Linked DNA regions of Homo sapiens: region 1 is linked to region 2. Evidence: read pairs that join two places in POLR2A ChIA-PET (ENCODE). Cell type or tissue: CD4-positive, alpha-beta T cell. All regions are shown on one strand. Each heading gives the region's core, and the rest is flanking DNA. Links, peaks and the distances in the headings are about the cores only. Region 1 overlaps CTSC (cathepsin C). Region 2 overlaps LOC101929174 (a long non-coding RNA gene).

Region 1 (14,041 bases), core at 11,542-14,041, 89 kb before region 2:
CAGTTCCCACCTTCTTTCCGGTGAAACAAGCCCAGTTCCGGCCCAACACATCATGCACCCACCCAGTCATTGTCTCGTTGCAGTAAGTGGTCACCTTGCTGCCCTCTTCTTTATACTGCAAACAAATAAGAGAAAAGAAAACCAAGTAAAATCTGTCTTCAAATTTCAGGTCCATTTCCATGGCTCTCATTCACAGTAAATGTGCCCCTTTCAAAACAAAAACTTCACCCTGAGAGGTTACACTGTAAGAATTATTCTAGAAAAAGAAGACATACAAACTTTTCTGTGGTTAGCACTGTTGGCCACCAAACAAAATGTATATAACAAAACACTTCCAGGAATGAAGGCCAAGGGAAAACAAAACAAAACAAAACAAAAAAGAAAGAAAACAGACCATCTGGCATATTCAAGGCATTTTTCAAAAGTGACTTCACAGTCCTTACAAGAAGACTATGAGGATGCAGATGATAATAACCACATTTTACCAAGGACAAAAGGAGCTCAGCTCAGAGATAAGGAGCTCCTACCAAGGCAACAGGCGAAGTGGCAGAAACAGAATTCTCCTCAGTCTATCACACTACAATTTTCCACTGAGACAAGGGCCACACTAGGAAACTACAAGAACAAATGATGAACTTTTTTTTTCCAGGGATGGAGTCTTGCTGTGTTGCCCAGGCTGGAGTGCAGTGGTGTGATCTTGGCTCACTGCAACTTGCACCTCCCAGGTTCAAGCGATTCTCTTGCCTCAACCTCCCGAGTAGCTGGGATTAAAGGTGCTTACCACCACGCCTGGCTAATTTTTGTATTGTTTAGTAGAGACGGGGTTTTGCCATGTTGGCCAGGCTGGTCTTGAACTCCAGACAAGTGATCCACCCACCTCGGCCTCCCAAAGTGATGGGATTACAGGTGTGAGCCACAGTGAAACAGAATCCTTTTTTTCTGTCAATCTCTCAATTTATTAGCATATTCTGATCATGAGGGGGCTAAAGTAACCTGAGTATTAAATATATTCTTTACACTTTATTTCAGTAATATGGCCTTTTGTCTTATTTCAGTGTTAGAACTGAAAAATAACTATTATTTTTAACAGATCCAGGATTTGAACTAAGATGCTCTGGCTCCAGAGCCTAGTCACCCTCATGTTAGAACATCTCCTCATGGAGGCGGGGCACATGATCCAGGATGACTGTGTAGCATGTGGGAGACAGAAAGGGAAAATGCTGTGCTAAATTTCTGAGGAGAGACTTGGGCACAGACAATTTCAGGCTCTGACTTAATTTAATAGAAAAGACTATTTGTAGAACCTTGGGCAAGATTTTACGAGGCTTTAGTTCTGTTGCCTGTAAAATATGGAAAGTAGAAAAAAAAATCCTCAAAGGTATAAACATTCTGGGATTCCATGATCAAATGCAGGGTTTGGTAAACACTTCCTATAATGGCCAGACAGCAAAGACCACTAGGCTTTGCAGGCCACTTAGTTCTCTTGCAACTGTTCAACTCTGCCCTTGTAGCACAAAAGCCATCAAAAGCAAGACTCAAACAAATTGGCACAGGGGTCAACTATGTTTCTATAAAATTTCTGTTTACAAAAACAGACAGTAGGGTGGTTTTGGCTCCAGAGGTTGTAGTTTGTGGACTCCTGCTCTACTCTAATACACATTATTTCACTTGTTTGCAGAGGTTGGCAAACTTCTTTTTGAAGGACTAGATAGTAAATATTTTAGGCTTGAAGGCTGGAAGACCTCAGTCACAACTACTCAACCTAAAAGGTGCAAAGGGAATACATAAATGAATGAGCTAGGCTGTGTTCCAATAAAACTTTACTTACAAAAAGAGGTTTGTAGTTTGCCAACCCCCAGTTTAGAGAAATGTGTGGGCTAAACTACACTTAAAGTTAAAATTACCTTATTGCATCTGACTCTCTGAATTCAAATCATATTTAGGGGGAGAGTTAAAAATGTATGGCTTTAGAATCCAGAAAAACTGGACTTGAATTGTGGGAATCACCACTCACTGTGTTATATAGCACAGGAAAAGTTACTCTGGGCTACTCATATCCGCATCTTGCTTTTATCTTTGGTGATATTCATGATATTCTCTTTTTTTCAGACAGAGTCTCACTCTGTTGCCCAGGCTGGAGTACACTGGCGAGATGTCGGCTCACTGCAACCTCCGCCTCCCAGGTTCAAGCGATTCTCCTGCCTCAGCCTCCCAAGTAGCTGCGACTACAGGCATGTGCTACCAGGCCTGGCTAATTTTTGTATTTTTAGTAGAGATAGGGTTTCACCATGTTGGCCAGGCTGGTCTCAAACTCCTGACCTGAGGTGATCTGCTTCCTTCAGCCTCCCAAAGTGCTGGGATTACAGGTGTGAGCCACTGTACCCAGCTGGTTGTTCATGATATTCTGGATCCCATATGTCTGCTTCTAGTGAAGAATGGCTTCACTAGCATGAGTTCAGTTCCCAACTACTCAAGTCCCTGCTAAAACCCTACTCAATATGATGACCATGGAAACAAAGACCCAGGACATTGTTGGGCAGCAATATGAGAGGGTGTGTTGTGTGAAAAGGTTAATAAAATTAACTTCATACTAAACTATGTAAAACTTCTACTTTGGTAGATCGAAACAGTGTAACATGGTAACTTTATAGGATGCAACCTAAACTCCATAAAGTTGTATTATGTACTTCTCTCTGGCACTGGCTCTTGATCCTATTCTCTTCTCCTTGGTTGCATGCTGGTAAGGCAGGCCAGGTAGGGTTAGGCCGATGCTCCCTCCCACCTCTGCTGTTTGAGGAAGCAGTCTGACAATGTTTCCAGAGTTCTTAAGAGCTACTTTATAGATATTGACACACATACACAAACAAAATGCTACACACAGGAAGACATTCACTGCAGTATAACACAAGTTAAAAATAAAAACAATAGAATGTCCTAGAAAATGCCCAAATTTAAAAAGTATTAGGTAAACAATTTATTCAAAGGAATAATGTGTAACATTGTATATGATAAACCTGAGTTCTATAGGAAAGGGGTGAGCAAACTAAAATTGGAGAAGACTGCCTATTTCTATAAATATAGTTTTACTGGAGAACAGCATGCCCATTCATTTATACATTGTCTATGGCTACTTTTGTGCCACAATGGCAGAGATTTCATACTTTATAAATATTGTACAGATTACTCATAAATCTTACAGGTTCAAGAGAACACAGAAATGATATAGTCTTGGGGGACAAAAAAAAGACCTAAGGAAGTGGTGGAACTAGAACTAAGCATCCTACCCAATGCCATCCTCCACTTCTTCCTACAATTTGTCTTCTCACGAAGAGCCAGAGAGGTAAACAATTACTAAAATCACTGACGGGAGATACCCAGAAATGACAGAAAAGGCTTTTTTTTAAACCCAAAGGGCTTCCACCTATATTATTTGAGCCTCACGATAATCTCTTTGGGATAAAATTTCTTTCTAATGAAGAAAAGGTGACTCTGCAAAATTAAATGGAGAGGAAAGGATTCAAATACAGGTTTACATGTTACAAAGGTCATTGCTTTATCCATTGTATTCTCTAAAAAAAAAAAGGTGCAGAGAATTAACTGACTCATGAGTCACGTTCAAATTGTTGCCCAAGGCCTTTAAAGGGCTGCCTAAAATTTCTAGCAGTCCTCATAGGTGTTCTCCCATTCTTCAGGTACCTATGTTGCCTTGGCTCTTTCAGTCTTTTTACCATGCCTGCCTAGGGTTTTTGACGCAGAACAGAAAGAAAGAATAATGCCTTCAGGCCTAGACTGCCTAGACTGCTCTGCCACTGATTGGCTGTGTGATCCTGAGCAAGTCACGTTCCTCTCTGTACTTTCAGTTTCCTCATCTTTAAAACAGGAGCAATGGCCAGGTACAGTGGCTCATGCCTTTAATCCCAGCACTTTGGAACGCCGAGGTTGGGGGAATCACTTGAGGCCAGGTGTTTTGAGGTTACAGTGAGCAATGATCCAGCCACTGAACTCCGGCCTGGATGACAGAATCAGATCCATTCTCTAAATAAATAAATAAATAAATAAATAAATGAAGCAGGGATGATAATTACAGACTATATCTCATGGGCTGTGTTTTATGTATACTAACTCATTTATTTTTCACGATAGTCTATCAGGTTGTTCTTTCCACAAAAACATAACTATGACAATAGGATTTTTGTTTATTCAGTACCTAGAAAACTATCTGGCACTAGGAAGTAATTAACTACTAAATGAGTGAATAAATGAATAACAGAAGAGGAAGAACAACAAATGTCAAGTCCTATTTCAACAGTTAACAAGGCACTGAGAATAGGTAAGTTTATAATTAACAGAGGTGTGGTGATGCCAATATATCACAATGTCTGACAGTCCAAATCACAGTATTACTTCAGAAGTGCAAATGTTCCTCTCCAAAGCTGCTTCCCTATTTGTAATTTTAGGTTGACCTAGAAGTTCCAAAAATTTCCCTTCAAGCTTTCTAATTGCAAATCCTTATATCTGTGGTTGTCTTAATTTTTTTTTTTTTTCAAGATGGAGTCTTGTTCTGTCACCCAGGCTGGAGTGCAGTGGCGCGATCTCAGCTCACTGCAACCTCCGTCTTCCGGGTTCAAGCAATTCTCCTGCCTCAGCCGCCTGAGTAGCTGGGATTACAGGCATGCGTCACCACGCCCGGCTAATTTTTGTATTTTTAGTAGAGACAGGGTTTCGCCATGTTGGCCAGGCTGGTCTTGAACTCCTGACCTCAGGTGATCCGTCTGCCTCGGCCTCCCAAAGTGCTGGGATTACAGGCATGATCCACCACGGCCAGCCTTCTTATTTAATATTCATAAAGCCAGTAATTCTTAATAGACACACTATTTATATGAGTAATCCTAAAAAACTACAACTTTGTTTTTGTTGTTATAACTTAAACCCTACACATTCCATTAAATTGATGGAATTATTTTCCCTTTTAAAATTTTATTTTATACTATTCTTACAATCTGAAATAATGTATCAATTTTAGAACCTGAAATTATTCTGTAAAAGTACAGAGCTGCAATGCCACTCTGCACGACAACAACTTAGTAAAAGAGAGGCATTTACCAGCGGGGAAGCCAAGTACGCAGTACCTTAAGGGGGACCATCCACTGTACCCCTGTGATTTTCTTGATTTGAATGTTTTCGGGGTATGTCATTTTTTCCTGTGAAATACTTCTTTTGTGATTTCTGACGTTGTATCACCAATTAAGAAGTTGAAGTTTTGACCCCGCTATCCAGCTTGAAATGCAGCCAAAAAATTTTTCTGAGTTTTCACTTATATAAACATCAGTCTCTGAAGACTGCCTTGCACAGATGAGATAATTTAAGTTTCCATTCATTTATGCTAATTTCTACTGCAACAAATAGATAATTTCCTAAAATATGAAGATCAAGCCCTAGTATTTAAGTTTAAAAAACTATTATGATTCAATAACTATCCATTTGCTTCTTCAATATTACCATTAAGTTGCCACACATTCTCAAAATATCCCTTCTTCAATTTCCCACTCATTTTATCAGCTATCCAATTAGATATACCTAGTCATAGGGAAATTTTGGAATTGAAGTTATTTTTGGGAACTGAAGTTATTTATCTTGGATCTTTTACTTGACTGCTTTTTGACACTGAGGAGAGGGAAAAAAAAATTCCTTAAACCTGTTCTACTGTTTTCTTGATTAATAATATACTTAGCCAATGTCTGAATACTTACTTTACATAACAAACTTGGCTAGAAGACAGAGGCAGTTTAGTAAAGTGGACTCCGCCCTTTAAATCCAGTCTGTCACTTATCATTTACGTAACCTTGAGCAAGTCAAAACTAGTGAGCCTCAGTTACTTTATCTGAAAGTAGGAATGATATCTATAATTGATACTACTTTACTGGACTGCTATGAAAGATATAGATGAAATTGAAGTTGGAAGAGTTAAAAAGTTATACAACATTAAACAAGTGACTATACTAACATTACCATCATTACCATGAAGGATACTTCATCCATGCCTTCATAGAACTTATATTCTATCCAAAACTGCCAACTGGGCAGCTGACACTGGGACCTATCCTTTCAACCAGTGGTTTCCAGCGGAACATTGGAAACAAAGTATTGTAACTCCCATATATATTTCTAACATAAAAATACAATTGGCCAGGCGCAGTGGCTCATGCCTGTAATCCCAACACTTTAGGAGGCTGAGGCGGGTGGATCACCTGAAGTCGGGATTTTGAGAGCAGCCTCACCAACATGGTGAAACCTTGTCTCTACTAATAATACAAAAATTAGCCTGGCATAGTGGCACACGCCTGTAATCCCAGCTACTTGGGAGGATGAGGCAGAAGAATCCTTTGAACCTGGGAGGTGGAGATTGCAGTGAGCTGCAACCATGTGCCATTGCACCCCAGCCTTGGCAAAAAGAGGGAAACACCGGCTCAAAAATAAATAAATAAATAAATAAACTAATTAAATTGAAAACTTCCACTATTATTTAATATATGAAACAACATTGGTGTGCCCATCAGATCTAATATCAGATGTTCATCTGTTATGTACAGTGTGCTAGTAAGTCCCTATAAGATAGTTAAGGCACAGCATATTCCCTTTTTCACATCTGCCTGCTTAAACTGACTTGAGCATCTTATCTGAATTAATCAGGCTAACACTCATAAAATGAACAAGTAGTTTAAAATATACTTGCAAAGAAACAAGGATTTGCAAATACTAATGATGCAAACATAAGAAAATGGCAGTTTTTTTATAATTACCCTATTCTGACTTCTGTCAAACATGTTGACAGAAGTTTTTAAAAACAGATGTTTTGAAATGGTTCCATCACTATAATATTTTTTTTAGTCCTAGACATCAATAAAGCAAATGTTTCAGTTAAAATTTGTCTATTAAAATTGTCATCCCTAATACCAATTGATAATTATTCTAAATCCTTCTAAAGCTGTGACACTTTCATACTTTTAACAAAAATGTGTCAAAATCTACTGAAATTCTTTAAGATTTTAAAACACATCAGAAAATTTTGTTTCCAAATGTTGAAAATTTACAGTCATGAAAATTATCAGTAACAGGGACTCTAACATTACTTTTGGCAACAAAATCATAATAATGAAGAATATTTTACATTATTTTCAAATGATATCTTCTTAAAATATATTTTGGGTAGGGCACAATTTTATGACATTAATAAAGTATTTAATCGCTTAATATTTCACATTTTATAACAAATGTAGTACAGTGATACATGTATATATAATTTTCAAAATGTACCTATAGATAATTTAGAATACATAATAAAAAATTTAGACATCCAAGTCTAATCCATCAAGATGATTTGTAATTTTGAAAAGAGTACTTTGCATGGAGTTGAATGATTTGATGATTAACCAAATATGGAAATATTATATTCCAGCAACATTAAAAAACAAAAAATGTTTCCATTTTTGCCCTTTGTTTACTGTAGAAATCTATATACGTACAATTACCTCCATTTGCTGTCAGAAAGGAACCAGGCAAATTTTACTGAATTGGTATTTTGCCAAATCCATCAGAGTGTCACATCTTTCCTCAGAAAGAAACCAACTTCCCTATGTCAGTTCCAAGGAATAGCTATAGTTTTCTGCCTATTAACTGGACTGAACCATGCATTTAAAAAGTCGAATTGTAATAAAATGCAAAACTGCCAGGAAATAGTTACAGTGGTTACAGCCAAGCAACTTCCAGCATTTTACTGAAGGAACTGGAAGTTTACATGTGAAAATGGAGGGTCATAAATCTGTTTATTTCCAGTGCTGAAAGGACATTACATTAAAACCAAAATACACACTCCAGAATTAGCTAAGAAAACAGCAATTTACTGCACAGCAAAGTAGTCAAAGTCCCTGGGCTCATTCCTCACTTACTTACTCATAAACTCAAACCGTAAAGTTGGAAAAAAATCTTAAGAGTTCATCTAATCCACTCCTCAGCTCATGTTCCTCACTATACTCAACAGAGGTGAGGCACACCATGCAGCATTTCAAAGCTTCGGTCCTCCAGGCTTTGGGGAACCCCTGCAGTCAGAACACTCAGGATTTCCCTTGATAGCTAATTTTGTTTTTAGTAGTTTTGAAAGTTAGAACATCACTGTTTTTAACTCTGAGCCCTATCTTGGCCTCTATAGGCTTACACAAGATTAAAACATAAATAAATAAATAGAATAAAATATAAAAGTCTAATCTCTTTTCCACTAAATCATCCAACATATATGGCCTGAGGGCCCACCATAGCCTCTAAGGACACAAAGGTAACACTTCAAAGAACACATCAATAAAACAATACCACATGATATATTACATAACATTCTTTATTTTACAAGTATTTATTGAAGGCTTATTATTGGTCATATATCGTGTAATACATAGGGAATCAAATGGTTAGTAAGATGGAGTTGATCCTTGCCCTAATGAAGTTTAAAGACCAGAGAGGAATACAAACAGGCAATTATGACACAGAATACTAAGCCTTATTATATTCAGGGATCTTCTGACACATGTATCTGCAATTTTGTACTCACTGAATCTTCTCTTCCATAATAAAAGCATGTTGATGCAAAATTACTCAGATAAAAGAACTCATTAGTAATTTTTAAAATTCCATATTAAATATATATACATATATATTTTAAATTTTTTAAGTTCCAGGGTACATGTGTAGGATGTGCAGGTTTCTTACATAGATAAACATGTGCCATGGTGGTTTCCTGCACCTATCAACTCATCACCTAGGTATTAACCCATTTATGCCAGAGGTTGCAATTTGTTGAATGTGAAAAATCAGACCTTGGCAATGACCTTGAGCAGGATATAAAGAACTTCCACATGCTTAGCATTCCAGAAATGGAACACTAGGCATAAATGGGTTAAGCCCAGAATGCATTAGCTATTTTTTCTAATGCTCTCCCTCAGCTTGACCCCCCACCCCCTGACTGGCCCCAGTGTGTGTTATTCCCCTCCCTGTGCCCATGTGTTCTATTGTTCAGCTCCCACTTATAAGTGAGAACATGTGGTGGTTGGTTTTCTGTTCCTGCATTAGTTTGCTGAGGATAACAGCTTCCAACTCCATCCATGTCCCTGAAAAGGACAGGATCTCATTCCTTTTTATTGCTGCATAGTATTCCATGGTGTTTATGTTCCACATTCTCTTTTTCCAGTCTATCACTGATGAGCATTTGGGTTGATTCCATGTCTTTGCTATTGTGAATAGTGCTGTAATAAACATACATGTGCATGTATCTTTGTAATAGAATGATTTCTATTCCTTTGGGTCTATATGCAGTAATGATATTTCTGGTTCTAAATCCTTGAGGAATCACCACACTGTCTTCCACAGTGGTTGAATTAGTTGACATTCCCACCAACAGTGTAAAAGCGTTCTTATTTCTCTACAACCTCACTAGCATGTTGTTTGACTTTTTAATAATCACCATTGTGACATGAGATGGTATCTCATTGTGATTTTGATATGCACGTCTCTAATGGTCAGTGATGTTGAGCTTTTCTTCATGTTTATTGGCCACATGAATATCTTCTGGGAAGTGTCTGTTCATGTTCTTTGCCAACTTTTTAATGGGGCTCCTTTTTTCTTGTAAATTTGTTAAGTTCCTTGTAGATTCTGGATGTTAGACCTTTGTCATATGGATAGATTGAAAAAATTTTCTCCCATTCTGTTGGTTGCCTGTTCACTCTGACAGTAGTTTCTTTTGCTGTGCAGAGCTCTTTAGTTTAATTAGATCTCATTTGCCAATTTTTGCTTTTGTTGTAATTGCTTTTGGTGTCTTTCTCATAAAATCTTTGCCCATTCCTATGTCCAGAATGATATTGCCTATATTCTATTCCAGGGTTTTATAATTTTGGGTTTTACATTTAAGTCTTTAATCCATCGTAAGTTGATTTTCGTATATGGATTAAGAAACAGGAACAGTTTCAATTTTCTGCATATGGCTAGCCAGATATACAGTAGGATTAATTGAATAGAGAGTCCTTTCCCTATTGCTTCTTTTTGTCAGCTTTGTCAAAAATAAGAGAAGAATCAAACAGACACAATAAAAAATGATAAACAGGATACCACCACTGATCTCACAGAAGTACAAACAACCAACAGCAAATACTACAAACACCTCTATGCAAAGAAACTAGAAAATCTAGAAGAAATGGATAAATTCCTGGATGCATACACACTCCCAAGACTGAATCAGGAAGAAGTTGGATCCCTGAATAGATCAATAACAAGTTATGAAAGTGAGGCAGTAATAAATAGCCTACTAATGAAAAAAAGTCCAGGACCAGATGGATTTACAGTTGAATTCTACCAGAGGTACAAAGAGGAGCTGATACCCTTTCTTCTGAAACTATTCCAAACAATTGAAAAGGAGGGACTCCTCCCTAACTCATTTTATGAGGCCAGCATCATCCTGATACCAAAACCTGGCAGAGATACGACAACAAAAAGAAAACTTCAGTCCAATATCCCTGATGAACTTCGACGCAAAAAATCTCAATGAAATACTGATAAACCAAATCCAGCAGCACATCCAAAAGCTTATCTACCACAGTCAAGTTGGCTTCATCCCCAGGATGCAAGGCCGGTTCAACATATGCAAATCAATAAACGTCATTCATCACATAAACAGAACTAAAGACAAAAACCACATGATTATCTCAATAGACACAGAAAAGGCCTTCGATACAATTCAACATCGCTTCATGTTAAAAACTCTCAATAAACTAGGTATTGAAGGAACGTATCTCAAATAATAAGAGCTTTTTATGAGAAACCCACAGATAATATCATACTGAATGGGCAAAAGCTGGAAGCATTCCCCGTGAAAACTGGCACAAGACAAGGATGCCCTCTCTCACCATTCTTATTCAATATAGTATTGGGAGTTCTGGCCAGGGCAATCAGGCAAGAGAAAGAAATAAAGCGTACTCAAATAGGAAGAGAGGAAGTCAAATTGTCTTTGTTTGAAGATAACATGATCCTATATCTAGAAAACCCCATCATCTCAGCCCAAAAGCTTCTTAAGCTGATAAGCAACTTCGGTAAAGTCTCAGGATACAAAATCAATGTGCAGAAGTCACCAGGATCCCTATACACCAACAAAAGGCAAGCAGAGAGCAAAATCATGAATGAACTCCCATTCCCAATAGCTACAGAGAGAATAAAATATCTAGGAATACAGAAGAAGTGAAGGATCTCTTCAAGGAGAACTACAAACCACTACTCAAGGAAATGAGAGAGGACACAAACGAAGGGAAAAACGTTACATGCTCATGGATAGGAAGAATCAATATCATGAAAATGGCCATACTGCCCAAAGCAATTCACAGATTCAATGCTATTCCCATTAAACTACCATTAACATTCTTCACACAATTAGAAGAAACTATTTTAAAATTCATATAGAACCAAAAAAAAGCTCGTATAGCCAAGACAATCCTAAGCAAAAAGAACAAACCTGGAGGCATCATGCTATCTTTCATACTATACTACAAGGCTACAGTAACCAAAAAAGCATGGTACAAAAACAGACACATAGACCAGTGGAAGAGAATGAAGATCTCAGAAATAAGACCACACATCTACAACCATCTAATCTTTGACAAACCGTACAAAAACAAACAATAGGGAAAGGATTCCCTATTTAATAAATGGTGCTGGGAGAACTGGCTAGCCATACGCAGAAAATTAAAACTGGACCCCTTTCTTATACCTATACAAAAATTAACTCAAGATGGATTAAAGACTTAAATGTAAAACCCAAAACAATAAAACACCCTAGAAGAAAATCTAGGAATGCCATTGAATATATTTTTTACATATCAGTTGCTTTGGTTATATTTACATCCTGAAAGTCAGCTTGAAATATGCAATTCTTTTAAAACTCTGCAGGAAGGTAACCTGATAATATTCTTTAGAGCAGGGAATCAAAAAAGATGTATATGGCACCATTCCTGATTTGTCTTTCTAGAATCCTACAAAATTAATTCTTTGTAAGTTGGTAATACTTGTGAAAAGTCTGCAAAAAGAAAAGAAAACTGTGGTGCATTTTCCAGGTACCTACAAAGTTCTATGTGCATTAGGTGTTGAAGATATACAGGGAGAAATACAGATTTTCAATCTGGAAAGAGATGAAAACATGCTACCCAATCACTCCATTACAGCATGGCATGAAAGCAGAGGTACCTGCGATATGCAATGGGAACCAAAGTTCTGATGTTTCTCACGGTAATAGAGAGAGCTGGGGAGGGTTTCAGAGAGCAGCGTCATCAAGGTCCTGAGTGATAAAGAATTTATCAGGTCCAGAGGTGAGATAGATAAAAGTTTCCAGGTGGGAGCAGTCCACTGTACTCTTAATTCATCTTTCTGAAATACTTCTTCTCAGAATAGCAGAACAGTATACCTCTCAGATCATACAAAGAGTCATCTGAATCAACAGAGTAAGGATGACAAACTACTCTCTAGAGAAAAATTCTTCTATTCAAGCAGAAATGCAAGAGAGGAAAGTCCACCCAGACAATATGAATTAAACATAACCCCATAATTTCAGGCTTACCAAAGCTGAAAGAAGTCAGCTCTAAACCAACAGAGCAGGAAACAAGACCATTATTCGGCAGGAAAGAGCTAGAAGATAGCAATCAGTTGAACAATACTGTAATTAAGATTAGTAAATTTGACTATGACACTTAGTTTGTACTTAATTTGAAGTTTACAAAGCTCTTCTACCAATTTCCAAACTACAAACTGAAGGAGAAGGTAAGTTTTGGTCTTCAATGAAAAAACCCTGGTTTAGGCAAGAAAGTCAGTAGCCTAATAGCTAAGGAAACCTAAGCTTCAAGGCAGTTCTTCTCTTAAAACTTCAACATGAGCCCATGCAACATTAAACTAATATTCATGATGCTCACAGACTGGAATTTACCAGGAAATCCAAATATGCCTCTAAATACCATTTACTTATTTGTGAAATGGCTTTTTTCACTATTTAGCCCCAAGGAAGTCTTTAGGCTTGAAAGACAAGTTCTAGCATTTTACAGTTAGAAACTCTGTGAGCTTAGCACTGTAAGAGATTAATTTTCTCTATCTATAAAATGAAACTAGTTATATCTACTTTACAGAACTTTTGTAGCTTATAGTATGTCAACTTCTTAGCACAAAGCTTGTACCTAATGAAAAAAGAAAAGAAAAAAAATAGGGTGTTTACGATACCATCTTTCTGGCCAGAGGTACTGGAGGTCTATAATCTGTAGAAGTATACTATAGCAGTCTGACATATCTGAGAAAGCCTCTTTTTTCCCTTCTTTAAATATGTCCTCCATAGGACCATCTTCCCTTCAATAACTTATATCTGTGAATCTCAAGAGATCCAAGGGCCTTATTTTCTCCTTACAACAGGCTCTTGGGTTCCTCAAGGTAATTAGAGAAAGGAAAGACACTCAGGCAGACAGTTAAACTGTGAATAAAATTTACGCTGTGAATAAAACAAAACATACACTTCAAATCCTGACAATCTTAGAAAAAAATCACTGTAATAGAAGGGATTTCAAAAGAGAAAAAGAACAACGTGTTGTATATTGTTCCTTTTATTAAAAAACTGAACGGTGAAGCCACCCAAGATTTTGCATCTTCAGAATTTTTTTTTCCTTTCTCCTGTGTAGTCTCTGGTTGTTCACATTCCAAAATGATGTTTACTGTTTTCCAAGGGAGTGTTCAGGAGGGCAGCTGCCTTGGAGGTAGGTCACCAGGACTCCTTTGCATTTTGCATGCAAATAAAGACTCCAGAAGGGACTGTAGCTGCTAGAGGCCTTTGCTAGCTGCTACAGGTAGGTCCACACTGTCGCAGGCTGCTCTGTCTCTTAGCCCCAACGTCTGTTCATGGCTGTGGTTTTAAAAGAGTCCCTCAACAGATGCTCTATTTAATAACTACAAGACAATAAAAACTAGGGTTACAAGCCAACAA
Region 2 (15,314 bases), core at 4,354-6,853:
TTCCATGGTGGTGAAGATGCTGGTGGACTTCACCATGTACTCAGCCCCAGTGTCACCCCATTTGATTTTGGAGGGATCTCACTCCTGGAAGATGGTGATGGGATTTCCCTTGATGACAAGCTTCCCATTCTCAGCCTTGATGGTGCCATGGAATTTGCCATGGAATCATACTGGAACATGTAGATCATGTAGTTGAGGTCAATGAAGGGGTAGTTGAGGTCAATGAAGGGGTCATTGATGGTGACAATATCTACTTTACCAGAGTTAAAAGCAGCCCTGGTGACCAGGCGCCCAGTATGGCCAAATCCGTTGACTTCCACCTTCACCTTCACCATGGTGTCTCAGGGATGAGGCTGGTGATGCACGAGAAGATGAGGCTTTCTGTCAAATGGGAGGAGCAGAAAACCTATACTTTCTACTTTCTTTCTATACTTTCTGATAAAATTCTGGCTTTAATTTCTTTACCTTTTACCATCATCATCATCATCATCATCACCAACATTATCAGTGTTGTGCTTAACAGTAAATTCCAAGCTCCTAAATTTTAAGGGATAAAATAAGTTATTTTTCCAACAGCCTTATTTTAGAAATGAGACAACTCAGATCCTCCTAAGATAAGAGATTTATCCAGGACCATACGGTAGACTTCTTCTCAATTTTAACTTGCAACTTTTTTTAGATCTTTGTACTTCATAACTCATGCCATTCATTTATTTATTCATTTTTGTGGTTTTTTGTTTGTTTGTTTGTTTTTTAGTAGTGTCATCCATGATGGATATTCATTCAAGTTTTTAAGTTAAATTTTTAAAAAGTAAGTGCTGGCTAGTGGAAGAGCCAGGATTAGTCTCAATGACTATAGCTTGAGAACAATGCTAAGTGTATTAGTTTTTTTAGGGCTGTCATAACCAAATAGCACAGGCTGGTGGCTAAGACAACAGAAATGAATTGTTTTCATGTTTTTGTTTGTTTTTTTGTTTTTTTGAGACAAAGTTTCGCTCTTGTTGCCCAGGCTGGAGTGTAGTAGCGTGATCTCAGCTCACTGCAACCTCCACTTGCTGGGTTCAAGCAATTCTCCTGCCTCAGCCTCCCAAGTAGCTGTGATTACAGGTGCCTGCCACCACGCTGGGCTAAAATTTGTGTTTTTAGTAAAGATAAGGTTTCACCATGTTGTCCAGGCTGGTCTCGAACTCCTGAGCTCAGGTGATCCACCTGCCTCAGCTTCTCAAAATGCTGGGATTACAGGCACGAGCCACCATGCCTGGCCTTGTTTTCATAGTTCTAAGGACGAGAAGCCCAAGACTAACGTGTCAGCAGGTTTAATTTCTTCTGAGGCTTGTTTTCTTGGCATGCAGATAGCTGCCTTCTCATTGACCACTCCCTTGGTGTTTCCTCTGTATGCACACACACCTGGCTTCTCTTCATTTGTCTAAATTTCCAATTCTTGTAAGAATGCCAGTCAGATTGGATTATGGCCCACCCTGACAGCATTTTACTTTAATCACCTCTTCAAACTTCCTATCTCCAAATACAGTTACATTCTGAGGTACTGGGGTTAGGGTTTCAACATCTGAATTTTGCGGGCACAAAATTCAGCACTATGATATGACAAATTGATAACATTTTAAATTAAAAACAAAGCAAAACCTAAGGTTAGAATCTCAGTATTATTTCTAGCAGCTATGATATTTATGGAGTATCAGGTCATAGAATTTAACATAAAATATTAACGAGACTTCAGTGTCATTTGCCCGTCTAACAAAAGGCATTTAATCCCAGTTTTTACAAAATATTCATCCTGATTTAGCTGATAGTTGAGGTCCTTGTGCTGAGCCATCTGCTAATTCTGTGGAAGACTGACCACACCTTTGAACGGGGAGCCTCCCAGGTGCCAAATAGAAGAAATTGTGCAGAATACTCTGACTCACACTAACGATAGTCATCATCCTTACCTTCTCCTTTTCTCCCTCCCTTCCTTTTCCTTTTCTTTCCCAGGTCTTCTGTGAGTACACCGACAATTTCAAACACTATACTAGGAACTGAATTTGGATAAATCATAACCTGCCCCAGGGGCTCACTTCTAGGAGAGGGGACAGATAAGTAATTGCACAATTATAATATAATTATAACATACTATATAATGCTCTAGGCTGTATGAGTATATGAAAGAGGAATTTATAAGTCACAATACGGGGAAAAGAGTCTTATAACTTACATCTCCACAAATGTTTTTTCTTTTCAGGGGATGCTCCTAAATTACAGCCATTATATCGCAGGAGATAGAACATATACGAGGCACAATGGCAAAGCATAGGATCTATGTTTTAACTAATGAATGGGAAATAGGCTCCAAAAGAAGATTGCCCATTAAAGCCATCCCCTTGAGAGGCTATTAATGAATTCCAAAGATGTTGCCTTTCCTTAAAGCTTTTTTGGAACTTGTATTTGGTTAGACTCTGAGCTCTTCTAGAGCAGAACAAAGCTTAACTTAATGCATGGTGCATGATTAATGTTTATAGAACAAGTAAGTGAACTCAGAGACAGTGGCTCATTTTTAATACCATAATTGGTGAGTAATACTTGTTCCTGGGGTGTTTGGGGTTTTTAGAGGCTTAAGACATCCAGATTTAACAAAACTGTGGTCAGACTAACAGTGTTTAGAGTTCAAAGTGAGGCATAGCTCTACAGTAATGGAAGTGGATTTCTTGCAAACCATCTCCAAAGAATACCAGAACAAAAGCAGGAAGAAAAGAAAGTGTGTTTTTTTTCTTTTCTTTTCCTTTCTTTTTCTTTTTTTTAGACGGAGTCTTGCTCTGTCACCAGGCTGGAGTGCAGTGGCATGATCTCGGCTCACTGCAACCTCCGCCTCCTGGGCTCATGCCATTCTCCTGCCTCAGCCTCCCAAGCAGCTGAGATTACAGGCACCCGCCACCACACCCGGCTAATTTTTGTATTTTTAGCAGAGACGGGATTTCACCATGTTGGCCAGGATGGTCTCGATCTCTTGACCTTGTGATCCACCCGCCTCGGACTCCCAAAGTACTGGGATTACAGGCATGAGCCACTGCACCCGGCCAAAAGTGGGTTTTGATGAATAGTAACGTCATCCTCAAATATGAAGAGTATTGGTTGTAATGTTGCTTGGAGGAAATTGATAAGCACTTTTTAAGAAAAGTAGATTGTATTAGAAGCATCCTTTCTTTCTTTTTTTTTTTTTTTTTTTTTACTTTAAGTTCTGGGATACATGTGTAGAATGTGCAGGTTTTTTACGTAGGTGTACATATGCCATGGTGGTTTGCTCCACCTATCAACCAGTCATCTAGGTTTTCAGCCCCGCATGCATTAGGTATTTGTCCTAATGCTCTCCCTCCCCTTGTCCCTCACCCTCCAACAGGCCCCAGTGTGTGATGCTCCCCTCCCTGTGCCCATGTGTTCTCATTGTTCAACTCGCATTTATGAGTGAGAACATGTGGAGTTTGATTTTCTGTTCCTGTGTTAGTTTGCTGAGAATGATGGCTTCCAGCTTCCTCTATGTCCCTGCAAAGGACATGAACTCATTCTTTTTTATGGCTGCATAGTATTCTATGGTGTATATGTGCCAATTTTTTTTATCCAATCTATTATTGATGGGCATTTGGGTTGGTTCCAAGTCTTTCCTATTGTAAATAGTACTGCAATAAACATACCTGTGCATGTGTCTTTATAATAGAATGATTTATAATCCTTTGGTTATATACCCAGTAATGGGATTGCTGGGTCAAATGGTATCTAGATCTTTGAGGAATCATCACAATGTCTTCCACAATGGTTAAACTAATTTACACTCCCATCACCAGTATAAAAGCGTTCCTATTTCTCCACATCCTTGCCAGCATCTGTTGTTTCCTGACTTTTTAATAATCATCATTCTAATTGACATGAGATGGCATCTCATTGTGGTTTTCATTTGCATTTTTCTAATGACTAGTGATGATGAGCTTTTTTTCATATGTTTGTTGGCCGCATGGTTGTCTTCTTTTGAGAAGTGTCTGTTCATAGCAGAAGCATTTCTTCTGGGAACAAAAGTACCATCCAAGGATTATTTAAACACCAGAGGATTTTGAATAAGCAAAAATGTCCTTTGAGCTGACTTTTGGGATTGGAGCTGGTGAGAACTGCATTACTCAGCATGGCATGAAAAGCACTTGGAATTGCTAGGAGCAATCCTGGAAGTCCACTTTAAAAAAGATCATAGGGAAGAGAAAGAGAGAAGCCACTGAGATGAAGAAAGAGCCCATGACACCAGTGTGCCTGGGTGGACAAAAGACAAGCTGTGGATTGTTTCAAATAGAGGATTGGTTCACACAGGGATTCGGTTCTTTGCTCTCTACACTGATGTTACAGTTACAAGCACCATACCTGCATGATATTGTTGATATTTTTTAAGATCAAGGAAAAAACCTGAAAGTCCATATATGAGTGAAAGTGGTGTAAGTCAGGGGCAACATTCAAGGAAGATAAAATAATTCATAAATAGAACTGATTTATGGGAGCAGGAGCTCAGAACTAGAAGTAACAATAGAAACCCAGATCCTCCAGAGATTCATAGAACTCTTAGAAAAAGCTTCGACTATGGCCTGGGGGTTCTGAGTAGCCTTAGCTTAATTGGAAGCCTTACCCCAATTGACACATGAGTTTCATATAAAATATAGCACTAGACAAAATCTGAGCACCTCTATTTTGATTATAGAAAATTGGTTCTGAAGCTTTTTTTTTTCTTTTCTGGAATTTTCTTCTTTCTTTACTAAGAAAAAAGTTCCACCCTGCTACTGCTGCCCCTACAGAGTCGATCATGGTATTTGCTGGGTTCCCACTGTATTTTCTAGAGATTTACATTTTAGCACCTGTATAAGTTTTGGACAATTTAGAAATTTTCTGCTCCTTTAGATTCTGAGCTACTTGAGGTTGGGGAACATGTCTTATTTTTGTTTATCCTGAACCCTTTGTTTCTATCAAATATCCAGTAAATGTTACTGAATAAATGAATGAATTAATGATTAAATGTATGTATGCATGAATCAATGAATGAAGATGAGTATCTATGCTCCTAGAAGTTATAACCTAAATACAGGGAATTTTAAGTAACAGAGTACAAGTCTGGGCGTAAATCAAAACTAAAGATTTTCAAATATCAAAAAGAATTTTGTTTGACTTCCTTCTTAGAGACGGTTTTGGTTTGCTTGTTTTAAACATCTTTCATCTCCATCCCTTGTTTTCTGGAATTTCTATAAGCTATCACCATCCTCCCCACCACCACCCTGCTAAAAAAGGCCCTTTTCTGAGAAACAGAAGAAGAAATAAATGAAATTGGTTTGCATGCCTTAGTGAATTCTTATGATGAAAGGGTAACCTGGAAACAATTCCCATTACACTTAGCAAAACCATTTTTCAGTCTATACAGCCCACTATCTAATTACAGTATTGGAATACTGTTAAGAATGGAGCAAAGTTCAAAGAATCAGTTATATCCCCAATCAAAGCGACCGGCCACACTTTCAGTAGCTGGTGAGAGTGAAGAGGAAGTCACTAAACCAGAAGATCTAATCAGTCTGTTTATCATGTGACAAGAAGATCTTAAGTATTCCTATTGCTGTTCTTATGGAGACTTCATGTCACCCAAATGGAGGCAAGGGACCTCTTTAAAGAGATCAAACAAGGTTGGTAACAGAAGTCCACATGTGAACCTGAACCCTGGGGAGGGATTATTGAGAGAAAACTAGAAGCGTCAATTTGCCCTGTTCCCCAGCTTCTTCGGAGACCTATGTTGAGAGCTGGCCAGCACGAGTCAACTATTGTTGCCTGGCAGTCATCCAAAATGCAGTCTATTACTGGAGAAAAAGCAGTGCATGTGGGAAGGAACTCAGCCCTCTTTTGTGGGCCTTGTATTGTTACTGCACAGCAGAGGATCCAGATAGAGGAAACTAGCTTTAGTGGCATTTTTTTAAAAAGGATAATACTTGATTTGAACAAATAGAACTGTGTAGCCTCCATAAAATTCTGTTTATTTTGTACAATTTGTTTCCAGGTATCTTTGGTACAGTTTAATCCTGGTGAGGGGTATGATGCCATGTAAGCAGAATAAAAGGTTGACATTAAGAAATCATTTTAGGTCTAGAAATAAATGTGGGCTGGAGGAAGGAAAGGATGTGGTCTGGTGGCAAGGAGAAAAAAGGGTGTGCCAGGTGAGAGGCACATGAAATGTGAAATCCTATAAGCCAGTCTGTTTCTGGGGTTGGAAGGCAGGGCTATTGTGTAAAGAGCAAGGCTAGAAAAACCACTGTGAGGCTGAAGAGTAATTATATCCTGGGGAGGAGATGCTTCAGCCTCTCAAGTCAGATCCACGGACATTTGCTTCGTTGTTTGTTTTGATAAGTAGGGGCTACTGTTCACATCTGAGAGGAACGGCATGACTAATGTGATGCTCCTGATAAGTTCTCAACCTTGGTTATATATTGGAATCACTTTAAAATTACTAATGCCTTGGCATTTTACGAAGGTCTCTAGGTGATTTTAATATGCCACATGCTAGAAGGAGCACCCTCACTTTACTTGGGCAAGTTCAATCTTACAATATACCTGATAGTACTTCTTGATTTCTTTGACTTTAATGACCATCTGCAATGTGGTTACCTGCTGATACAATTGCCTCCTAAACTAGTGGTTTTCAAGTGTCAAGGTGCATAGGCATTTCCAGTATATCTTGTAAAAGACAGAAAAAAAAAACACAGATTTGATTCAGTAGATCTGGGGTAGGGCTTGAGAATCAACGTTCTAACAAAAATCCCCTCTTCTGTTCCTCAGAACACACTGTGAGTAGTAAGCTCTTGAATTACAACTCCTCACAGCCTTGTTCCCACTTCCATTTGGTGTAGCCCTCAAGAGTGCAGGCTTTGGGTTTAGAACACTCTGGCCTCTACCCTCTACTAGCTGAATGAGTCTGGGCCAGTTGATTAACTTTAATTACCTAGTTTCTTTGCCTATAAAATGAGGATAAATGAAGGTTTTGTGAGTATATAAAAGATTAACTTAAAGTGGACTAACAGTGCAGGGCCTTGCACATGGTTAGTCCCTAGCTTTCTCTAACCCCTGAGATGCTTTGTCTTGTCACAGCTCCTTTAATTATTTTTTGGTCTCCTACTTTATAACTTCTGTAGAATCTTATAGAAATTCTCAACTGACCTCTAGTTCTTGGAATCCTCCCAACTTCCCCAAACTGTTGCTTCTTTTCTGGCCTCTATTCCCTTTCCACTCAGCCTGTGTTCTCTGGTCAATCATGTAGACCATGGCTTCTATCCGTTCATTCATTAAACAAACATTTACTGAGCACGCCATATGTGCTAGGCATTGTGATGAGCTCTAGGAGTATATTCAATGCATTCAGTGGTGGGCTGGTAAATGTTTCATGATGGTGTAAAAATGTATGTTTATGCACACATACATAAATGTATACTTTTTAATATAAAACATTAATGTAAAGAATGTATAGTGTACAATTTACTCTTTATTTTAAATGTAATATAGCCATTTTGTTTCCACAGAAATTTTTTATTTTATTTTTTGCTAAACTATTGTATTTTTAGCCAAGCTATGGTTGTATCTGATGAATGAATATAGTTCATATAAGAATATTACTTGATTCTTTTGTATTAATAAGATTAAAGTAAAATTAGGTGGTAAGTTGTAACTTCCTTTGTTTGTCAATATCATGAGCTGCTTCTTTGCTGAATCATAGGTTTTAGATACCGGAAGAATAATATTTCTTTAAATTTTTGTGTAATGGCTATAGACATGACCTGCTTTAAGCTTAATCTGTGCTGTTAACATTTTTACTATCATTTTCTCAAGTCTAAACAATCAAATAAACAATACATCAAGATGTCAACTAGGCCGGGCGCGATGGCTCACGCCTGTAATCCCAGCACTTTGGGAGGCCGAGGTGGGCGGATCACAAGGTCAGGAGATCAAGACCATCCTGGCTAACATGGTGAAACTCCGTTTCTACTAAAAGTACAAAAAATTATCCGGGCGTGGTGGCGGGCGCCTGTAGTCCCAGCTACTCGGGAGGCTGAGGCAGGAGAATGGCGTGAACCAGGGACGCGGAGTTTGCAGTGAGCCCAGATCGCGCCACTGCACTCCAGCCTGGGAGACAGAGCCAGACTCCACCTGGAAAAAAAAAAAAGATGTCAACTAGTGTTGCTGATTTATTTGGTATCAATACATCCACTATTGTCAATTTCAAGCTACCAGCATAATGTATTGTAATGGCAAAAACTGCAATTACTTTTGCACCAACCGAATAATGGCACTGAACAGGAAGTTGAAAAGATGTGCGGTAGTCCCTCAATAGATAGTATTTCCACCATAAGGATTGAATCGGGGAAAATAACTTCAAGAGAATAAATCGTAGTAAACACTATGACAATAAACAGGAAATGAATTAGAGCATTTATTATGTTTTGAGAATATAATTTGTTTTTTAAAATAATAGCTATGTTTAACAAACAGATGGAAAAATTCCTGAAAATTTAATAATAAGCACTTCTTAGCAAGGACAAGCCAGCTGCAACACATCAGGTTTGTGCAGTAGACATAGTCACTGACATCATGAAGCTTATACTCTAGAAATGGAGGCAGAGAAATAAATGAGCATGAATCTTATAAGAAGGGCCCCTCAGCCAAATTTGATGCTATAATTGTGATAGGCAGAATGTTGGCTCCCCATGGACTTCACTCTCTGGTGTTTATATCCATGAATAGGTTATATTAAATGGCAAAAAGATTTTGTAGATGTAATGTTACAAAGCAATTGACCTTAAAATGGTGAGAGTATCTTTGATTATCCAGATGGGCCTAATGTAATCACATGAATCCTTAAAACAGAAGGCAGAAGCAGAAATCAGAGTCAAAGCACAAGGATTACCAAGGCACCATTGTTGGCTTGAAGAGAAAGAGGACCATGCAGCAAGGAAATAGGGACCACAGTCCCACAACCATGAGGCACTGAATTCTGCCAATACCCAGTGAGTGTGGAAGAAGACCATACGTCCCAGATGAGAGCTGCAGCCCTGGATACTACCTGGATTTTAGCCTAATGAGACCCTGAAAAGATAAACCAACCACACTGTGCCAGATTTCTAACCTATAGAAATAGTGAGATAAATTTGTGCTTTTTAAAAGTGCTACATTTTTACAGCACAGTAATTTGTTACACAGCAATAGAAAACTAATAACAACTAGTAAAAAAAAAAATTATCAAAATAACAGTAATCCAGGAATAGCAGGGAAAAGAATGTTTCAGCACTTTCAGGGATTTAGTGGTGTTGAATATGCCTGAGTGGCATGTACAAGAGAAAGAAAAATGAGAAATCAAGATGGAAAAAAAGTGTTCCTTCCTGAAGAACCTTTTAAGCTAGGAGAATATTCTGAATGTTTTCCCAAGAGCAAAGGGAACCAATACATCATTTGTCATGATCAATTTGTGTTTATGGAAGATAGATGAAAAGGGTGTTGAATGGCAGGAGGCAGATCATTTAGGAGGCTTTTTCAGATCAAACAAGCATGGTGAGGATGGAGAAAAGTGGATTGCGGTGCCTTACCCTGTATACTCACTATTGTCTACTGTTTGTTCTTTCTCTCGTTTGCTTTTTAGTTGTGCTCAACAATCACTGTTTTAGCACTCTGTGCCAGGCACCATGCCAGGCAGTGTGAATACCCCTTCAGGCTCCCAGACCTTGGTAGGGATCATGTTGCTGCCCTTTTTCCCCCAGAAGCTGTGTAAAGTAATGTAAATACATAGTTTATGAATTCAAAAAACTAGTTCTGCCACTTATAAAGTGAACAACCTAGGGCAGGTCACTTAACCTCTCTGAGTTTCACTTTCCTGATTTGCAAATAATTGCTATAGCTACTTCAGAAAGCTATTGTGGCTAGGCGTGGTGGCTTATGCCTGTAATCCCAGCAGTTTGGGATGCTAAGGCAGGAGAATTACTTAAACCCAGAAGCTCAAGACCAGCCTCGGCAACACAGTAATACCCTGTCTCTATTAAAAATAAAATAAAAGAAAATAGAAGGCTATTGTGAGCATCAACTACAGAGTACATAAAAACTTTAAAAGTCATAAATGCTTTCCAAATGGTGGGCTGTCTTCTCTTCATCTCTTTACCTTGCATGTGTTCCAGCTTATCTCATGTTCTTTCTTTCTCCCATGTCTCTTTCATTGTTGTTAATAAATTAGTTCAATGAATAATTATTTAGAGTCTATTATATACTATTCACTCAGCTGGATGTTTTTATGTATTTGTTTACACATTCTCTCACGCACATATCTACACACACACATACACGCACACACACTTCTTGTTCTTCAAAGAGCTTACTCTGAACACTTAAGGCTATAACAACACTCATATTTTTAAGTAAAATATAAAAGTAGTTACAAAATATATAAGATTTTGCATACCTACATTTGTGTTTATATAGGTGTGTTGTGTGAAAGAGAAGATAGAGAAAAGTGTGACTATATACATAGAAACAAACATTGGAAAATATACCTCAAAATGTTAGTACATTTCTCTCTGAATAATTTCCTTTGTCTTTTTTCATATTTTTCTGTATTTTTCAAATTGCCTGCTATAAATACACTTTATGAATAGAAAAATAACTGAAAACATTTTAATAAAAATATGAAATAGCAAATACTATAAAGGAATTACATGTAGGACATTATGGGTCTATGTAAAAAAATTTTTTTTTCAGAATTAAATGATGCCAGAGTAGAGATGAACAGAAATTTTGCAGGAAAGAACCTACAGAATGCCATTCTAGGAGGAGGACCCAGGAGAAGTAGAGGCTCAGCATGGAGTGGACAAGAAACACTATCATGTGTATATAGTTCCTGTCACCTGAAGCGCAGCTTGGGGTAGAGCAGGAGACAACTCCCGAGGAAATCGGGAATATCATGCTAGGCATCTTAAATTCTGTCCTACAGATGCTAAGACATTTAATCAGGGGATTCACTAACAGTCATACTTGCATTTTTGGTAGATTACAGTGGTAGTAGTGTGACATATGGGGAAAGAAGAGGTTAGAGGCAGGTGAGAAGCACGGAGACTCCTCAGGAAACCAGTTTCAGGTAAAAAAAAAAAAATAGATGATGAAGGCCTGAACTAAGACAATATATTGGGAATGGAGAAAAATATTTTACAGATGATTAGGAAATATTTAAGGCTTAATTCCTATGCTGCTTAGGTCATACTGTGTGGCTAAATTAGTAACACCAAAACTCACATAAAAGAATACTTGTATGCGTACATATCGTGCCTGCGTAATTTTCCCACTGGAAGAAGAGTCTCAAAGGGGATGGGAAGGCCAAGAACTGACAATGAAGATTTCACAATCTGTCTTTGGACTAACTTCTGCAAGCCCAGACGAGGCATTTGGGATGAGAAATTGCTGCCCTCTGTCTCAGAACCAGGCTGTGGAGAGACGAGAAAGAGCAATGAGTTGGGGACAGGATTCCAGAGAAAGACCTGCAGGACTTGATGGCAGATAAGAACAGATGAGCAAATGTGGAGTCATGTGATGGTCACAGAACAGGCTGTGCAGAAACACAATTTTGGAAGAAAGAGAGGGAGTGCTTTTGAGTCATTTTTAGTTTCTGCGGCAGCAGGATTTCCAACTGGTATAAAGATAGTCAGGAATGAACAGAAACAGTGAAGGGCCTGAGTGTGTCATGAGAACAGGATATCAGGACTGGTTTGCTGTCAGCCGGAAACAACTTGGCTGTCCCTGCTGAGGAGGGACCCAGGGCATAGGGGGGAGTGAATTTTGCAACTCTTTCCAGCCCATGTTTCACCATATTCAATATCTGCCTTATGTTTGGGCTAAGTGAGCAAATGTTTTTGTGGTATAATTTTGAGGCTTCCCTTAAACTTCTCTTCTTGGTCATATAAATAAGAAGAATCTAAAATTCTCCAAGTCAAGAGCAAATCTTCTCCTTCGTTACAGTGAGTGTAGGGATTCAAATTCAAACTGAGCCATATGTGATTGATCTCAGCCTTCCTGCTAGCAAGATTTGATAGACATGAAGGAGATGGGATGTCGGTACGGGTAAGAGAATCCTAATACAAGATGGAGAGGGAAAACAGAAAGGAAGTGTTCTGGAGACAGTAAGGCTTTGCAGTAAGTGCAAAGAGCCTGCGTCCAGAAGTCTGAGGCACCTCTGACACTTGCCTCCTGGGGTGATGCCCAGATAGGATCATAGCATCATTTATTTGAAGAGCTCTCTGAATTATGTTGCTTGGAGAAGTCAAATCTGGACTAGTCTAAGGGGCTAGACTACCTTAAAAATAAGATTCTTTCCATTTTCATAGTCAGACTCTATGGACAAGGAGGACTTAAAACAACAAATATTTGAAGCTTTTGCAGAAAATTAGAGGAACCCTACAAAAGTGAGTTTTCCATAATGAGATAACAGAGGATTTAAGCTGAACTAGCATAGAAGACCCTAGGTTAAAGTCACAAGAATGTACTATTTTTCAGTGAGGCCTGTTCTAAGTTTCAAAGGGCCATTCCTGCACTAGTTCATTACTAAAATATATTTGGCATTTGGGAGGGTGTGTTTTTACTCAAAGGACAGTTATTTATTAGGTGAAAAGCCCCAAAGCACAGGAAATATGAGATAGCAGTAGGTAGTAGGGATAGGGGGCCAGGGCTGCTCTTGACCCCAAAGTCTTCAGAATGAGTGCTAGGAAGTAGCCTGTCATGGGCCTCCAGGAACCTGAAAACTGGAGGAACCACTTTTCTGAGAAGTCTTACTCAGCAGACATACCACCCACAGTTTCCTCTTCGCAGCTTCTCCAACTAAGACAAGAACAGCTGTCTTAATTCTTCCTCTCTCCCCCCATCAGTGAGGCTCAGAAAAGCCAGTAATTTGGCTTTATTCTTCAGAGGGCAGCTCTCTCCCAGTGGTAAACACTCTAATACTCTCCAGGGGACTTTTTTTTTTTTCTTTTTGTTTATTGACTTTCTAAAAAATATTTCTTACCTTTAACAGATTTTTTTAGAGTAGAACAGTTGACGATGAGACAGAATGAGGTTTTCTTTATCATTTTAATGCTGGTTAAGCCTATTGGGATATGCAATAAACATTTATGTTATTGTTGTTGCTGTTGTTGTTAATAATTTGTTTGGGTTACACTTCTATCAGCTAGTTTTTTTGTTTGTAGTGGCTGAAATTGTCCTGGGTTAGGGGATGTGGGTGGAGTAGAAAAGTCAAAAAGGTGGGATAGGATTTCTGTATTAATTACTAGGTAAAATTGTGTGTGTGTGTGTGTGTGTGTGTGTGTGTCTGTGTGTAAGACCTTGACTTAGGAAAGGTAAGTATCTTTCTAATTGTAAAAAACAGAGCAGATAATTTGATGAACAATTTTAAAATTGACTTTTTCCTTTTTTTTTTTTTTTAACAGACTAGACCAAGCAGTAAAAACTGAATTTTAATTATCTACTGGAAATTCCTCCAGAATAAAGGGTCTGGTTCAGTTTCTATATTGACTCTATGGGTTCCAGTCTGTGAAATGCCAAGGGTTGGACTGACTAGAAGTCTCCAGATTACCTCTCTCTTCTTTCCACCCCTACTGCTTCTTGCCTACCATATGCCATAGTGCCGGCCGGCAAAATGTACCTGTTTAATTCTCTAGGTTAGAAAAAATTCCCTAGATTTTTCTCCTTGTCTTTCTATGTCCAAATGCTACCTACTTTTTAAAACAAAGACAACAGGCCAGGCATGGTGGCTCACGCCTGTAATCCTAACACTTTGGGAGGCCAAGTCGGATGGATAACTTGAAGCCATGAGTTTAAGACCAGCATGGCCAACATGGTGAAACCCGTCTCTACTAAAAATACAAAAATTAGCTGCGCGTGGTGGTGCACTCCTGTAATCCCAACTACTTGGGAGGCTGAGGCAGGAGAATCACTTGAACCCGGGAGGCGGAAGTTGCAGTGAGCCGATATCGCACCACTGGACTGCAGCCTGGACAACAGAGTGAGGCTGTCTCAAACAATAAATAAATAAATAAATAAATAAAATAAATTAAAACAAAACAAAACACAGACAACATACCTCCTTCATCATGAAGCCTCCTTTAATTCTTACAAACAAACAAAACCTTCCTAAACTTTCAAAGGGCGTTTAAGAATACATACTAGTGTTTCATTAATCTTTAAGGAGAATTTAGTGCATGCTAGGTTCTGGGTTAAGCATTTTACATTTATTAACATATGTAGGTAGATACAACTTTTACTTCAATTTTGCATTTGAGCAGAAAGGTGCAAAGATGATAAAGTGACTTGCTCAAGGACATGGGTAAATGGCTGAGCCACTTATTTGCTGTATTAATAGAGATGATGTCCTTCATCCTTTACTGATGTTTTTACCATGTCTTATCCATACCTCGTTAAGTCTTTACATTTTACCCATTTATCAGCTAATTTATCTCAAGAACATTCTAGTGATGTGGCTATTACCATTTTCTTCATTTTATCAATTTTTTCCTCTGTTTTCAGGCTATAACAAAATATAATAAACTGGGTACCTTAGAAGCAACGGAAATTGATTTCTCATCGTTCTAGAAGCTAGGAAGTTCACGATCAAGGTAGCAGCAGAGTTGGTGCCTGGTAAGGACCCATTTCCTGGTTCATAGATGATGCCTTTTAGTGGTGACCTCAGATGATGGAAGAAGTGAAAGAGCTCAATTGGGCCTCTTTTATAAGGGAAAAAATCCCATTCCCTAGGGCTCTACCCTTATGACTTAATCACCTCCAAAATGTCCCACCTCCCAACACCATTACATTGGCGACTAAGTTTCAACCTGTGAATTTGGAGAGGACACAAATATTCAGACCATAGCAATCAATGAGTACAGCTTTACCCGTTCATGGGAAATATGTTGCAGAGCAAAAATTGGGCCAGGTAATTTGACTAAGGATTGCATCCTTCCCATGCTTCTGAGCAGCCTTGCCTAGCCTCAGTCAGGGTCAGCATGACCATGCTTTTGTAGGCCAGACCTTCTCCTTTACCACAGCCACCTGAAGGTCTAAATTGTGGAGATGGGCAGGGCATGGCCCACACTGGCCCAGGCTTAATTGAAAAGCCTGAAAGAGAGTGTGGGCAGTTCCTTCTGAAGTTATACTACTTCCAACAGAATTGGGGGTATCACTTTATTACTGGCCCATCATAGTTGGTCATAGAATATTAGGAACCAGGTCAATATAGAGATTAT

The links. ChIA-PET counts read pairs that join two places held together with the same protein. Peaks named below come from ENCODE experiments on the same cell type or tissue, not always from the same donor. Only the 100,000 strongest peaks of a DNase experiment are listed, where the experiment ranks them.
Region 1: POLR2A ChIA-PET joins it to region 2 with 5 read pairs; 13 of 35 experiments call an interaction of 5 or more read pairs at or near these places.

Annotation. Positions count from the first base shown.
Region 1 is chr11:88,312,440-88,326,480 of GRCh38, forward strand. It overlaps CTSC (cathepsin C), which reads right to left. Exons shown (of 7, transcript NM_001814.6): 3 at 1-115. Among named protein-coding and RNA genes, the nearest start is that of CTSC, 18 kb to the right of the region's middle. RefSeq lists a silencer at 449-649. In CD4-positive, alpha-beta T cell, for the core only: no CTCF peak of the experiment used is centred there; no DNase peak of the experiment used is centred there; H3K27ac peaks cover 513 bases.
Region 2 is chr11:88,408,889-88,424,202 of GRCh38, forward strand. LOC101929174 (a long non-coding RNA gene) reads left to right here. Exons shown (of 5, transcript NR_188511.1): 3 at 14,599-14,709. It also overlaps the pseudogene GAPDHP70. Among named protein-coding and RNA genes, the nearest start is that of CTSC, 79 kb to the left of the region's middle. RefSeq lists a cis regulatory region at 12,650-13,025. In CD4-positive, alpha-beta T cell, for the core only: no CTCF peak of the experiment used is centred there; DNase peaks (open chromatin) are centred at 5,833 and 6,243; H3K4me3 peaks cover 1,006 bases.